2 separate regions of the Homo sapiens genome follow, and region 1 is linked to region 2. The links are chromatin contacts, found by Hi-C or POLR2A ChIA-PET in ENCODE. All regions are on one chromosome and are shown on one strand. The core of a region is the stretch at or near the end of the contact, and the rest is flanking DNA. Distances in the headings are between cores, read along the strand shown.

Region 1 (6,276 bases), core at 1,959-4,458, 3.1 Mb before region 2:
AAGTAGGATGGTCATATGTAGAATGGTTACAATGTCACTCAACTTGAGTTCTATGGCTATTTTGTTGGCTTAAGCTCTGGGCCATCTTTATGATAAGGGAAAAATCAAATCATTAAATAGGGCCAAAACTATGTCAAGAAGCAATAATACAGGGAAAAATCTACTGTATTACAACTGTACTTTTTAAAAAATGACACTATGCTTTCCACTAAATGTTGCTATGAACCTAAAACTGCTCTTTAAAATTACAATATTCAAGTTAAAAATATTTTTTTAGGCTGGGGATGGTGGCTCACACCTGGGATCCCAGCACCTTAGGAGGCCAAGGTGGGAGGACTGCTTGAGCCCAGGAGTTCAAGACTACACTGTGCAAAATAGCAAGACTCTATGTCTACAAAAAAATAATTTTAAAAAATTAGCCAGGTGTGATGGCACATGTCTGTAGTCCCAGCTACTAGGGAGGCTGAGTTGGGAGGATCACTTGAGCCCAGGAGTTCAAGGCTGCAATAAGCTATGACTGCACCACTGCCCTCCAGGCTGGGCAACAGAGACCATGTCTCTAAAAAAAGAATGAATAAATAAATAAAATATATTTTTTCAACATTCAATACTCCTAAATTTTATTTTTTAAAAACTCCAGAATTTCAAGAGAACAAATGAGATACACTATCCCATCACTTATTCCACGTAATTCAGGGAAAATGAGCTATTGCATATATATGAATTTTCCAGGTAATAAAGATTATTCTCCTTCCAAGTACCCAAGTTCTATTTAATTCAACCTATATGGGTTGAAATCTAAAATATAATATATATATATATATATTTTCTCAAATAAAATGGCTGAATCACATTAATTATTTGGGGGAGACACAAGATCATTACTAAAAATACCTTTTATTGTACTCTACAGCCCATTTTTAGTTTTACTAATTCACTGTCAGCTTTCACTTCTGTTCCCATTGTACTTGCATCTAACATTTAATACTTCTAATATTGCTGTGGGCTAGAAACTAGAGAGAAAAGTTTAACTGCATATTAAATCAGAGCTGAGATTCTTAAAAAGTTTTACCTGGTGTTTAAGGGCCTTTTCTACTCTAAATCTGGAGTTGAATTAAAGCTGTTGGAAGCCAGGTTTCTGAATATTTGGCTTATTGCTTATTATGGTAAAAAAAAAAATTCTATTTTTGAAATTACTTTCCTGTAATTTATGTAAAAATAAAAATTATGCAATGGTCCTGAAATTCTTCTCACCTTTGATCTATACATTTTGACTAGTTTTAGCCTCCGAAGAAGGTCTTCTTTCTCCTGAACCTGCTTCACCAATTTGGCTTTTTCAGCGTTTAATCTTTGTTTAGGAAGCTTCTCACTCACAAACTCATTTTGGAGAGCACTGCATGATCCAGAATCAAGTGACTGAGATTCACAGACATTGAGATTCTTCAAAGTATTTTTCAAATTTGTATTTTCTTCAAATTCACTGTCTATATGTTTAAAACTTTCTTGAAATTCCAAACAGTTTTCCTCTGTGGAAGATGCTGGTTTCTCTGAAAAGGTCTGATCATTTTCTTCACTCTCTACTTTAAGACGTTTCACCACATTGTAAGAGGAATTAAATGAAAATCTTGTTTTCCTTAATCTTTCTCTAAGTGTTGCACTCATAGGCTATAAAGAGCACAAAACATTAAAAATGTGAATCAAGAAAAACATTCTTAATGTCAATAAATCACCAGAAATAAAGTCCTTCCATTTCTATGCTAGACACCACTAGATGGCTTTCTGTCTCCACATCTAAAGAAGGCATCACAAAATGACTTTAATTTCTGGAAGCTCCATTTGTTTTATTTCCTTTTTACTTCAGCAAGATCAACACCTTTCCAAAAGTGTTGAGAAGTTTATCCCAGTAATCAAGGAACATTTGTTCAGTAACAAGCACATGCCTGATAGTACTCCAGGTGCTTCAGAATTACAGAGTAAGGAAAAGACCTAGACTCTGCCACTAAAGACCTTCATAATAATATTGCACAGATGCAAACTTTCTCCATCTGGAGTATTGTAATAACCTAATCTGAAACTAACTGAAATGAATTCATTCAAGAGGAAAATATGGAAGGGGGCTGGTGGGTGTCATATATGTCACCTTAGAAGAAAAACAAAATTATTTAATAAAATGTCTACTTATTTATGCTACACATTATGTTAATTAACAACCTTCCGTAGAATTTAAACCACCACTGCCACAATACTTAGAAACACATAATGGATCCACTGGAAGAACAAAGATTTTCATACTTGTTTTCGGGAACTATTTGTATAGGGAGATGATGGATTCGCAGAGGCCTGAGGAGTGCTAGGTAAAACCACAGCTGAGTCTGACGGACTTTCCATCTTGAAAGTGAAATCTTGGTTTTTCTCTAAAAAAGAAAAATTATAAAATAATCGAATTAACCACACCTCTCTATAGTCGACTTTTATCAAATAATATATTGTATTGGTGTACAAAGCATCCACAAGTAAGCCAGATATTTCTTCTAATTTCACTTTGTAATTCATTCTTGCTCTTTTTGCAGTTTTCCATTTACCTTCCCACATAGGGACCACTAAGTTTTTCATGATACATCAACCAGCTAGTATCTCATAGTCACAAGACTCTCCTTGTTTTCGTTTCATCCACCAAAATATATTCAAATTCTGCCTTGGAAGTAGGGAAGAATAACAGCTTTAGATAATCAGGAATTCTTTATTATGACAGCTTCATAATTCAAGAAGCTATAGCCGAAACCTTGACTCAAAAACAATAGGACCTGAATGTCACCCATCCTGAACTCTACAAGCTGTGACTAGAACCCGTTACCCTGCCGGCCCGAGGCATAAGAAACACAGCGGAGACGCATTTAAGCCCGTCTGTAGCCTTTTAGTTTAAGCGGCCAACAGGGACTGAAAAGGAGAGTGGACTGAAATTGCTTCCTCCGACAAAGGCATTAACTTTTGAGGGGTAAACTAGGGGCGGGAGTCGTCCCCTCCTTCCCCCCGTTGCAGAAAGCCCACTAGTTCCCCGGAGACCCCAGGCATAAGGTGAGGTTGAGTTCCCCAGACCCGGAAAGGGAGCTCAACTCGACTCCACAGCCGACTCCCGGGGAAGCCCAGGTGTCAGGGATCCCCCCTTCCCCTCAGCAGGGTACCTCCCTCCGCCATTCCCAGCGAGAGCAAAAAAGCGCGCGCACCTGCGGCCGTAAATCGATCCTGTGGCAGGGGCGGGGCCGTGCGGTAGGCGGAAAAGATGCGCAATTGGCCAGATTGCCTGACGCGCGAGGCGCCGCTTCACTCAGCGACTCAGAGCGGTGGGACTGCGCGCGCGCCTCCGCCAGCGGGTGGTTGGGGCGGGGCTTGGCCCACACGATGGGAGGCCCAGACGCATGATTGGCAGAATTAACCGGTGCGCGCGGCTCTCCCCGCCCAGCGCCCGAGAGCAGCGTGAGTGCGCGCGCGCGCGGCCGCGATCCGCAGCAGGTCTTCGGGGCGGGCGAGGCTGAGCTTCGGAATGTTAAACCAATCCTGAGGGGGGCGCGCTTCCGTTCGCGGCTTCTGTTGCCTTATTTTCAACCGCCTTCCCTTCAGGCTTCCTTGTTTTTGTGCGTCTGTGAAGTGCGCCTGAAAGTGCCTCTCCCCACCCCCGCCAGCCCGCCGCCTCCATTCTCTGGCTCCAGTCAGTCTCCTCTCCCTGCTAGTCACAGTGAAGGCTTTACTCAGACGTGGGGCGGCCAGAAGCCGCACGGCTGGCTGCATGTTAGATTTACAGCTTGTGGACTCCCCAGAGGCAGAGACCACAAAAGAACAGCGTTGGTTGGGTTCCAGCCTATTCCAGCGTGGTGGTTCCAGAGACCACAAAAGAACAGCGTTGGGTTCCAGCGTTGGGGTCCACATTTCAAACATGTTAGAAATCTATCCGAGAGTCCCGGCACTTTAGCTGAGCTCATCGCTAGCTTTTTTGGCTGCCGCAAACTCGGCGGTCCCGTCGCGAGGTTTTTTGTTGTTGTTGTAAACAAAAAACCGTTTCTGTACCTCAGTATGCAGGCTCCTTAGCGTGACCTCAAATCTTTTACTCAAATCTGAGGGAAAATGTAGCCCAAGGAAATTTGTTGTGGCGCAACACAGGAAGCAGAACAATCACTACATGAGATTGTGTCGGTCCAAAATTCACGTTTGAGACCGACAGGGCCCTTGCTGGCTACCGGGCAGCAGCATCCTCAGTCGAGAAAATCCCCCCCCCGCGCCCCGCTTCCAGTATGGCGAGGTTCTGTTGCTACGCGACGACAAAGTTAGCTACATTGGGTGGAGCACTGGGTTTAGTGAAAGAGTTGAGTAACTTCTGAGTCACGTGGAAGTTGGGAATTTCCAGGGGCCAGTGTTTTCAGTCCTCTTATTGAATGGCCATTTTAAACATTGATATCGTCTCTTTACTATTAATAACATCTGACAGTAGTGGCTTAGAAGTGGCCAAAAGGGAGTTACCTGAGTCTTAAGCAGTCAGGTATAATAATTACAGAACCTGAGGACTACCTAAGGGAATGATTAGGGGCGTACACGTTACAGTCAAATTGTCTAGGTTCAAATCCTGGCACCATACTTTATGTGCTTCTTAATGAGGTGATTCTGTGCCTCAGTTTCTTCACCTCTTAATATGGGATTGGAGAATTAAATGAGAACTGGTGAGAGGCAGCTGGAACAGAGCTAGGTATCTAGGAAGCACTCAGTAGTTATTTTATATATGCAAGTGTATTCACCATTCCCTAATGGATTTAAGGGAATGTATCACCTTCAGTTTCACCCCTTGATTTATCTCCCACCCCCCAAAAAAGCACATATATTTTAAAAAGATGCTGTGATCTGTAAGATCCCACACAATATAAACCATAAATAGCAGAAAATGTAGAGCCTCACATATGATTAATAATACATATTTCACTCCTAAAATTTTTTAAAATTACATAAGTTAACCCCAAGGAATTTACAAAGGGGAAGAGAGAACTCATGATTTTGTGATAAAGGTGTTACTCACCTCACCAAGCTGCAGGTCTCAGTCTGTACATTTATTTCTCCCTTTACTCATCCATTGGCATCAGTTAATCTCAAAGAAAAAGCAGAATGATTTGTCCTGACACTAGAAGCACAGTGCAGACTCTGCATATTCTTTATACCTCCCGGCATAAGGGCGAGTTGTTTTTATGAGTCTCTAAAATCAGCAGCTCCCAAATCCTTTTACCGTTACAACCTAAGCTTAGAGCTGTGTTTTTCCTGGCTGCAGAAAGGAAAACAACATTTTGCCTTGCAAATGTTCTGACTTGCTTATTATGTGAACTGGTATCTTAAAATGGGATTGTTTGGCCAGATTTTCAAAGAACTTCAGAACATATACTCAGAAAAACCCGTATTTCAGAAATGTGCATTTGTTGATCTACATCTCTGGCTTTCATGCATTATTAGAACTGAATTATCTCCCTGTACAGAAGTTTGTATTTTACTTAACCTTTTCACATAACAAACTGGAAATCCAGTTTCCTCTCGGCTTCATGTCAGAGATCTGGAATATAGCCCCCATACTTTTAATTGTACCTTTAGATAAAGCATAGCGTACATTTCAATGTCTTAAGTGACTTCAAATCTATTAGCCTGTGAAGACTTTGGTGTTTCTGACACAGGACATTGTATGTTTCGTATGAAACTTTTCAGGCAGGAAAAAATACTGGCCCAGTGAGCCAGGAAGCAAAGACTCCTTACCCTGCCATAGAGAACAATTTAAGCAGTAGACTCCAATAATAATAGTAATTAATATCAACTTAAGTCAGGCTTTCCTTGTGTTTTAAAATTTCTTCAATACCCAAGGCTACTGTTGGCTACTTTGTTACTCATCAGGGAGTGGTAAAATGCTTCGTTCTTGTCTGTAATTATTGTTGGTGGGATGATGATATAGACCTAAAATCTTTATGAGGTTTTACAAAAAAATTTTTTTTATTCTTATTCTTGTCTAATGGCAAGAAAAGAATAGTAAATAGTCTCTCAGTCTCTCTCTCTACCTATACAAAAAAGCACAAACACACGTACTTTTTAGCCATAATTAAAATGTTCATTTTAATTTTTAAATTCTCAGCTTTAGTATTATTTTTTAATCTTAACAATAGTCTCAAGCTAACTTAAATTATATTACCATAGACTTTTCTGTATTGACAAAAATTTTTGTGTCATGTAGACATAACTAGTATCCATAGGTTTTTTTTT
Region 2 (6,389 bases), core at 935-3,434:
CATGCTTGTGGCAGAACACAATATATGCTGAGGTAAATACACATCCATAAACACACCGTGACACACACAGGTACACACAGATATGGATGCTGGTACACACAAGGGTACCACGCAGACGTGGAGATAGGTATACATGCACATGTGCACATAGAACCTCATGCAGACCCAATGCACAAACAAGCACACACATCTACATTGTAGCTTGGCAGCCACTCTGTCCCTAACTGCTCCCCTGTCCTCATTTCACCCTCCCCAGCCTTTCCTGCGTGCCTGTAATCAAAACCTTCCAGATCCCCCTTCCCCTTTTCTAAACAGGCCCAGTTCCCAAAGGAGGAAAAGCAGCCGTTCCCTCCTCAGTACCCCCTGGGGGAGTCCTGCGGCAAGGCAGAGAACCTGAAGCTGGACTTGTGCGACAGGCAGGAAGCCTGCAGGAGTGGAGGAAATTGCTGGGACCCCCACGGGGTGTTTGTTTTCTGGCTGCCCCAGCCGAGCCAGACGCAGAGCCCGGGCTCAGGAAGTGAAAGTTACTAAAGCTACCAAGGAAAGCTAGAGGCCTGAATGGACCCCAGTCCCCAGGGATAGAGAAAGAACTTCCCGCTCCCCTTCACTAATCCCTAAAAGCAGGAGAAAGCAGAGAGGTGGGGAGACTGGGTGAACAAACTGCTCTAAGAATGAAACGTGATTGCATCTCACAGGAACCCGTCTTGCTGCCTGGACTCCACTGGTCTGGGAAAAGTCGGGGGGGTCTCTGAGCAAACCATAGGTTATGTGCCTGCGCCCTCAGAGGACCTGTCTCTCCCTGCCAGCCAGCTCTGGAGCTTTCACGTGGTTCAGCGAATGCAGCTTGCTGACGAAGCCCGGGACTCCCACTCCACTCCACCCCCCACCCCCACCTTAAGGTGGCAGCTTTTATGAACCAGTAGCGAGAGCAGGGTTTTATACTGGACTCGAGGCCTCTATAGCCTTATCTTTTTTGCTCTGCTGGCCAGAGACCAATGCTGTCAGGGGTCGGGGAGCAGTGCCTCTAGGAAACCTAAGTGCTGGGGTGGGGGCCCCGGGCCATGCGTACCCGATTCGCAGGGCCCCGGGTGTGCCACAGTGAGGTTGGCATCGGGCCGAGCGCGGGCCGCCTCCTGCAGGCGGCAGATCTGGGAGTAGGTGTGACCGTCGGACCCGCAGAGCGGACTCTGCGAACGACAGGCACACAGAGGTTCCGGCACCTCTCCGCGGCTCAGGTCGCCGCCTGTGTCCAGCCGGCACTCAAGCTGCTCGCCGCAGTGCCCGTAGAAGTGAGCACTGGGGTCCAGGTCGCAGAGCTGGCCCTCGAGGTTGGCGCATTCCCAGCAGCAGCCGCACGCGTCGCGCACCCTGCCCGCCAGGCAGCCCCGCGGCGCGGCGCACTCTTCTGGCCGGCAGGGAGCGCAGCCCTCGCCCTCCGCTAGCAGCCGCATCCAGCCGCGCCGCAGGTAATCTGGGCCTGGGGATGGCCTTGCGCCGGTCGGGGGCGGCGTCAGCACCACCAGCAGTAGCAGGAGCACAGGCAGCGCCAAGGCAGCTGCGGGCCGCGGCGGCGGCAGCATGGTTAGCGGGAAGCCCTGCGAGCACTCGGGGCATCAGCGCGTTCGGGCACCCTGCCAGGAAGGGAAGCCAGGTCAGGAGGTCAGAAACAGGGCCTGTGCCGAAAGACCAACCTCACTGCTTCTTGTACCAAAGCATGACACTAGCATCGCCCCCTCCCCTGCTACCAAGTAGCCTCCCCCAACACACAGGCCTAGTGACCCTCTAGGGATTATCCAGTTATGGCAGTTAGCAATCAGTTGGGCTGTTCTTGGGAGGGCTGGGAGTGAAGAGAGGTGAGGAAAGGGTGATAAGGCTCAGGCGCACGCACACCCACCACCAGCACCACTTCCGTGCACCACCCGACTCCGATCCCTGGCCCCTGAGCATCCTTGCCCAAAGAGAATGGGTGGCTCCAGAAGTAAGAAGCTGCTAATGGGGGGTGAGAACTGGGGGGGCTGATGCCGCCTCGCTTATGGCCTGGGGCACAGAGTGCTCACCTAGTGTCCGGAACTAGACCCTTCGCAGCAGCCGTGATTCGAGTCCGAAAGAAAAGGTTATGGAAAGAAAGCAGAGGCGCAGTCAGCCGGGCCCGCCGGCCACCTCTGCTCCGTCCTGAGGACTTCTGAGAGAGCCCACGAACTTGGATTCAGAAAGCAGCTCCTCCGGCCCCCTCTCTCCGCCCCTCGACTTCGCGCACCCGCCTTCCCACTAGTTCTAAGGCTGCCAATTTTATGTAGCCGCATGGGACCCTCCCGGGTCATTTCCCCCAGCCTGGCCCAAAGTCACAATGCGAGCAGAGGAGCCGTAACCAGACACCGAGGCTGGGAGAGAGGAAGGGGGTGAGGACCGGAGGCGGGGAGTGGGGGTAGGAGTTTGGCTGGGAAGCTCAAAGTGTTGGCTGAACGGCTAGGCCCTGTCCCATCTGATTTTACAGTCCCTGGCGTCGGCGAGGGCAGCTGCATAAGGGGGAGGCGGCAGGAGCTCTGGTGCCAAGTCATTTTACGTCGATGTCGGGGCGCTCCTGGAGGGCAGGACCAACCACCTTCGTCTCCCCGCAGCCCAGGGCTGGTTCCCGGGAGCGACCGCAGGCTTGCCCACCCAGCTGCCCCACCAAGGCGCGGACAGACTGGGCGCCTACATCCGCCTTCCCTCATCTGGCCTCCTTCTTCCTCCCCACATCCGGCAGGTGCTGCGACCCGCGGGTGAGCCGGGTGATTCGAGGTCGGAGCCGACCAGCGGCCGCAGGGAGAGGCGGGCTGGCGCCTCCCCGGCGGGCGTCCCTCGGGTCGGGATTACAGGTTACGGTTGCGAGGCTGGCAGGGCCGGAGACACTCGGCCTCGCGGCCGCCACCACCGCCACCGTGGCACTTTGGGCCGGGGGCGGGGAGGAGAGCATTCCTAGGGGCCCGCCAGCCAAACCCGGGTCGGGCAGGCCCCGCCCCGGCCGGCCCCAAGCGGCTCACAGAAGCCTTGGCGCAGTCCAGCTCGCGGGGGGATGGGCGAGGGTGGGGGGCAGAAATAGCAATCTGCAGCCGGCAAGGGGGCGGCACTTAGTCAGGCTCCGCCCACAAGACCCGGCTGCCGTCCCCGCCCGCCTGCGCGGGATCGACTCCGCATGCGCACTGGAGCCTCGGAATACAGCCAGGACTCTCCCGTCGGAATGCGCCCCTAAGTTGGGCCAAGCCCATTCATTCAGGGGCTCCCGAGCCACGTAGGCGCCATCCCTGGCCAGAGGGGTTCTGAGGAGGTGGGCAAGGGCAGACACTCTCTCCCGGTCTCAAATTCGAAATAGGGACTAGAAGGGAACTTCACGCGAGGCCTCGCAACTGTCGCGAGAATCAGAACAGGAAATCTAGGAACCGAGAACACTAAGAGCCCGCGGATTTTAAACAGGAAAAAGAAAGGGCGGAGCAAACTCTGGCGGATAGTTGTGAGTAATCCCTGGTCCTTGGAATAAGTGTCGACCTGAGACAGAAGGGGAACTGTCAGAGAGCTGCCGGAGACCCTGAAAAAGGCCAGAGACGGGGACTTGTGGGGCTGACGAATGGAATCACCCAAGGAGAGGTCTCTGACTCTAACAAAACACCTTGGGGACGGAGCTCCTTGGCTGGGATACAGAGCAGACAAGTCCGGGATCTTTTAGTGAATTGCTGCCGGCTTCTAAGGCCTGGAGCAGATATTCAACAACAAACTCCACGGACCTAGAAACTCTCCACTTATCCTACTATTGTAGACGGTGGCTTACTTTTAGTCTTCCCTATGCTCTAAGCTTCTGGTAGTAGGAATCGTGCCTAACTCACTACTGTATCTTGTGAACCTAGCCCCGCGCCTGGTGGCACGTCAAATTCTCGGTAAATATTTGTGGATTAAATGTGAAAGACTGCCTGAGTGTTTAACCTGGATTTTCTGAGTCGCTGATGGAGAACAGTAGGTAGACGGGGAACCAGCGCCCTCTGGTGGGCTTGTGGTTCGTGACGAGAACATGCTGGAACCGTGCATCCAGGTAGGCACAAAGATAATAAAAGGGGATCCGCTGTTATTAAGTAGAGATTTTGTTACATTAAAACCCTACATACCGTAAAAATGCTTTTAGAAGGGAGTTTTTTGAATAGGACACAACTTGAAAGTTTAGATACATTCCCCGATCCTCAACATCCCATACTTTATCCATCAAGGCTCCAAAATATTCAGTAACACCTATGCGCATCATACATAGTAAAGAGATAGCAAATGATTTTGCGTATATATACTTTGAAAATGTTTACTCGGTTTTGTGCAAAACAGGCCAAAGGGAAGGGATTTTCTAGCCTAGATGATGTGAATACTGCTAGGGAGAGGAGCCAGGTGGCAGCATCCTTTGCATTTAATGAGGGAGACTAGATCCAGATGGGCAGGGTGAAGTTGAAATTTGTTGAATAATAGATGGTCCCGCCTCTTTTTTCCCCTTTTCCTGCAGATGCTTGTATTGAAGAAGGAATGAGGTATAGAATGTAGTTTTCTTTCCACTGTGAAGCCCTGTGTTCACAAGATTATCATACGTTCACTTTCAGTCACTGACACATGAAATAACTGAAGTATAATGACAGAATGATGAGCTGGAGTGTGGTGGTGCACGCCTGTAGCACCAGCTACTTGGGAGACTGAGGCAGTAGGATCCCTTGAGCTCAAGGGTTCGAGAGACCATGTCTCTTTAAAAATAGAAGTTTAGGGCCAGGCGTGGTGGCTCATACCTCTTAATCCCAGCACTTTGGGAGGCGGAGGCGGGTGGATCACCTGAGGTCAGGAGCTTGAGACCAGCCTGGTCAATATGGTGAAACCCTGTCTCTACTAAAAATACAAAAATTAGCCCAGCGTGGTGGTGCACGCCTGTAATCCCAGCTACTCAGGAGGCTGAGGCAGGAGAATCGCTTGAATCTGGGAGGCAGAGGTTGCAGTGAGCCCAGATCACGCCACTGCACTCCAGCCTGGGTGACAGAGCAAGACCCCCTCTCAAAAAATAAAAATAAAAAATAGAATTTTAAAAATAAAAGAGTGAAAAGAGCCCTATACAGATGAACAACAAAAGATGAAACAAGGCATACAGTCATTGTTTAATTTGGTAAAGAAAAGAAATTACTTCAAATGATCCACATATTTCAACCTGTCACTTCACAAACCCTGTTTTGACACAGCTGGTGAAAATAGTAGAGTTGCAACTTTGAGGAAGAAGCAGGAATGAAACAAATGGTCCATACTGACCTATTAAAGACGGATATGGAGAAATTGTGCTTCCTGTGAATATTAGAATTGGTTGATTAAAAAAAAAACCTCAACATAGATAATTAAAATGGAATACTTTGTAGCTACCAACTATGACAAATAGGTAAACTCAAAATAATGTATGTAGGAAACAAAGTGAAAAGTATGTATGGAAAAATAAGGTTAAGAGAAAAGAAGAAGTATATGGATACTGATCACAACTGTATGTGTATTTATCATCTATATCATCAATAAACATCCTAAGAGAATTTGGAATGAGGCTAATGGTTGAGTGTAATACTCACTACTGCTTTATAAGTTATTTTTCCTTTTTTTTTTTTTTTTTTTTGAGACAGAGTCTAGCTTTATCGCCCAGGCTGGAGTACAGTGGCGCAATCTCAGCTCACTGCAACCTCGGCCTCCCGGGTTCAAGCGATCCTCCTACCTCAGCCTCCTGAGTAGCCACCTGGCTAATTTTTTTTTTTTTTTTTTTTTTTTTTTAAGTAGAGACAGGGTTTTGTCATGTTGGCCAGGCTGGTCTTGAACTCCTGACCTCAAGTGATCTGCTCACCTTGGCTTCCTAGTAGAGGCTATTTTTATAGGTAAATTAGAATGTCAAGATAAATGTAGCAAAGCTGGGGTGGCCAGGTAAAAAGATTGGCTGGGCACAGTGGTTCATGCCTGTAATCCCAGCCCTTTGGGAGACCAAGGTGGGCGGATCACCTGAGGTCAGGAGTTCGAGACCAGCCTGGCCAACATGGCAAAACCCCATCTCTATTAAAAATACAAAAATTAGCTGGTTATGGTGGCGCATGCGTATAATCCCAGCTACTTGGGAGGCTGAGACAGTAGAATCGCTTGAACCCAGGAGGCGGAGGTTGCAGTGAACCGAGATCGCGCCACCACGCCAACCTAGGTGACAGAGCAAAACTCCATCTCAAAAAAAACAAGAAAAGAAAAGAAAAAGGAAAACATAATTCAGCTATAAGTAGTGTTACAAAATGAAGACTGGAATAGCCAGGAACTGGCTTTCTGGAATACCTAGGCATTAAGGCAAGTTGAATAAGCTTCAGGACATCTAAATCAGGCCT

Evidence for each region. A loop is a pair of places that touch in the nucleus more often than their neighbours do. ChIA-PET counts read pairs that join two places held with the same protein, here RNA polymerase II (POLR2A). Pooled maps may share reads with other maps.
Region 1: a loop to region 2 is called in a pooled map, with 16 times the contacts of the local background. The contact joins the promoter of SFR1 here to the promoter of KAZALD1 in region 2. A Hi-C loop is called at or near these places in 6 of 50 pooled maps. POLR2A ChIA-PET finds 5 or more read pairs at or near these places in 2 of 52 experiments (GM12878 and Panc1).

What each region holds. Positions count from the first base shown.
Region 1 is chr10:104,119,103-104,125,378 of GRCh38, reverse strand. SFR1 (SWI5 dependent homologous recombination repair protein 1) reads right to left here and starts at 3,208. Exons shown (of 4, transcript NM_001002759.2): 1 at 3,183-3,208; 2 at 2,293-2,414; 3 at 1,255-1,665. The coding sequence starts at 3,195. RefSeq lists a silencer at 3,213-3,442 and enhancers at 3,683-3,732, 3,127-3,790, 4,363-4,462, 3,946-5,145.
Region 2 is chr10:101,057,784-101,064,172 of GRCh38, reverse strand. It overlaps KAZALD1 (Kazal type serine peptidase inhibitor domain 1), which reads right to left and starts at 2,184. Exons shown (of 5, transcript NM_030929.5): 1 at 2,058-2,184; 2 at 1,070-1,631. The coding sequence starts at 1,580. LOC107984262 (a long non-coding RNA gene) reads left to right here and starts at 3,422. Exons shown (of 2, transcript XR_001747569.3): 1 at 3,422-4,063; 2 at 4,517-5,578. RefSeq lists silencers at 1,470-1,519, 2,700-3,119 and enhancers at 1,432-2,320, 3,247-3,541.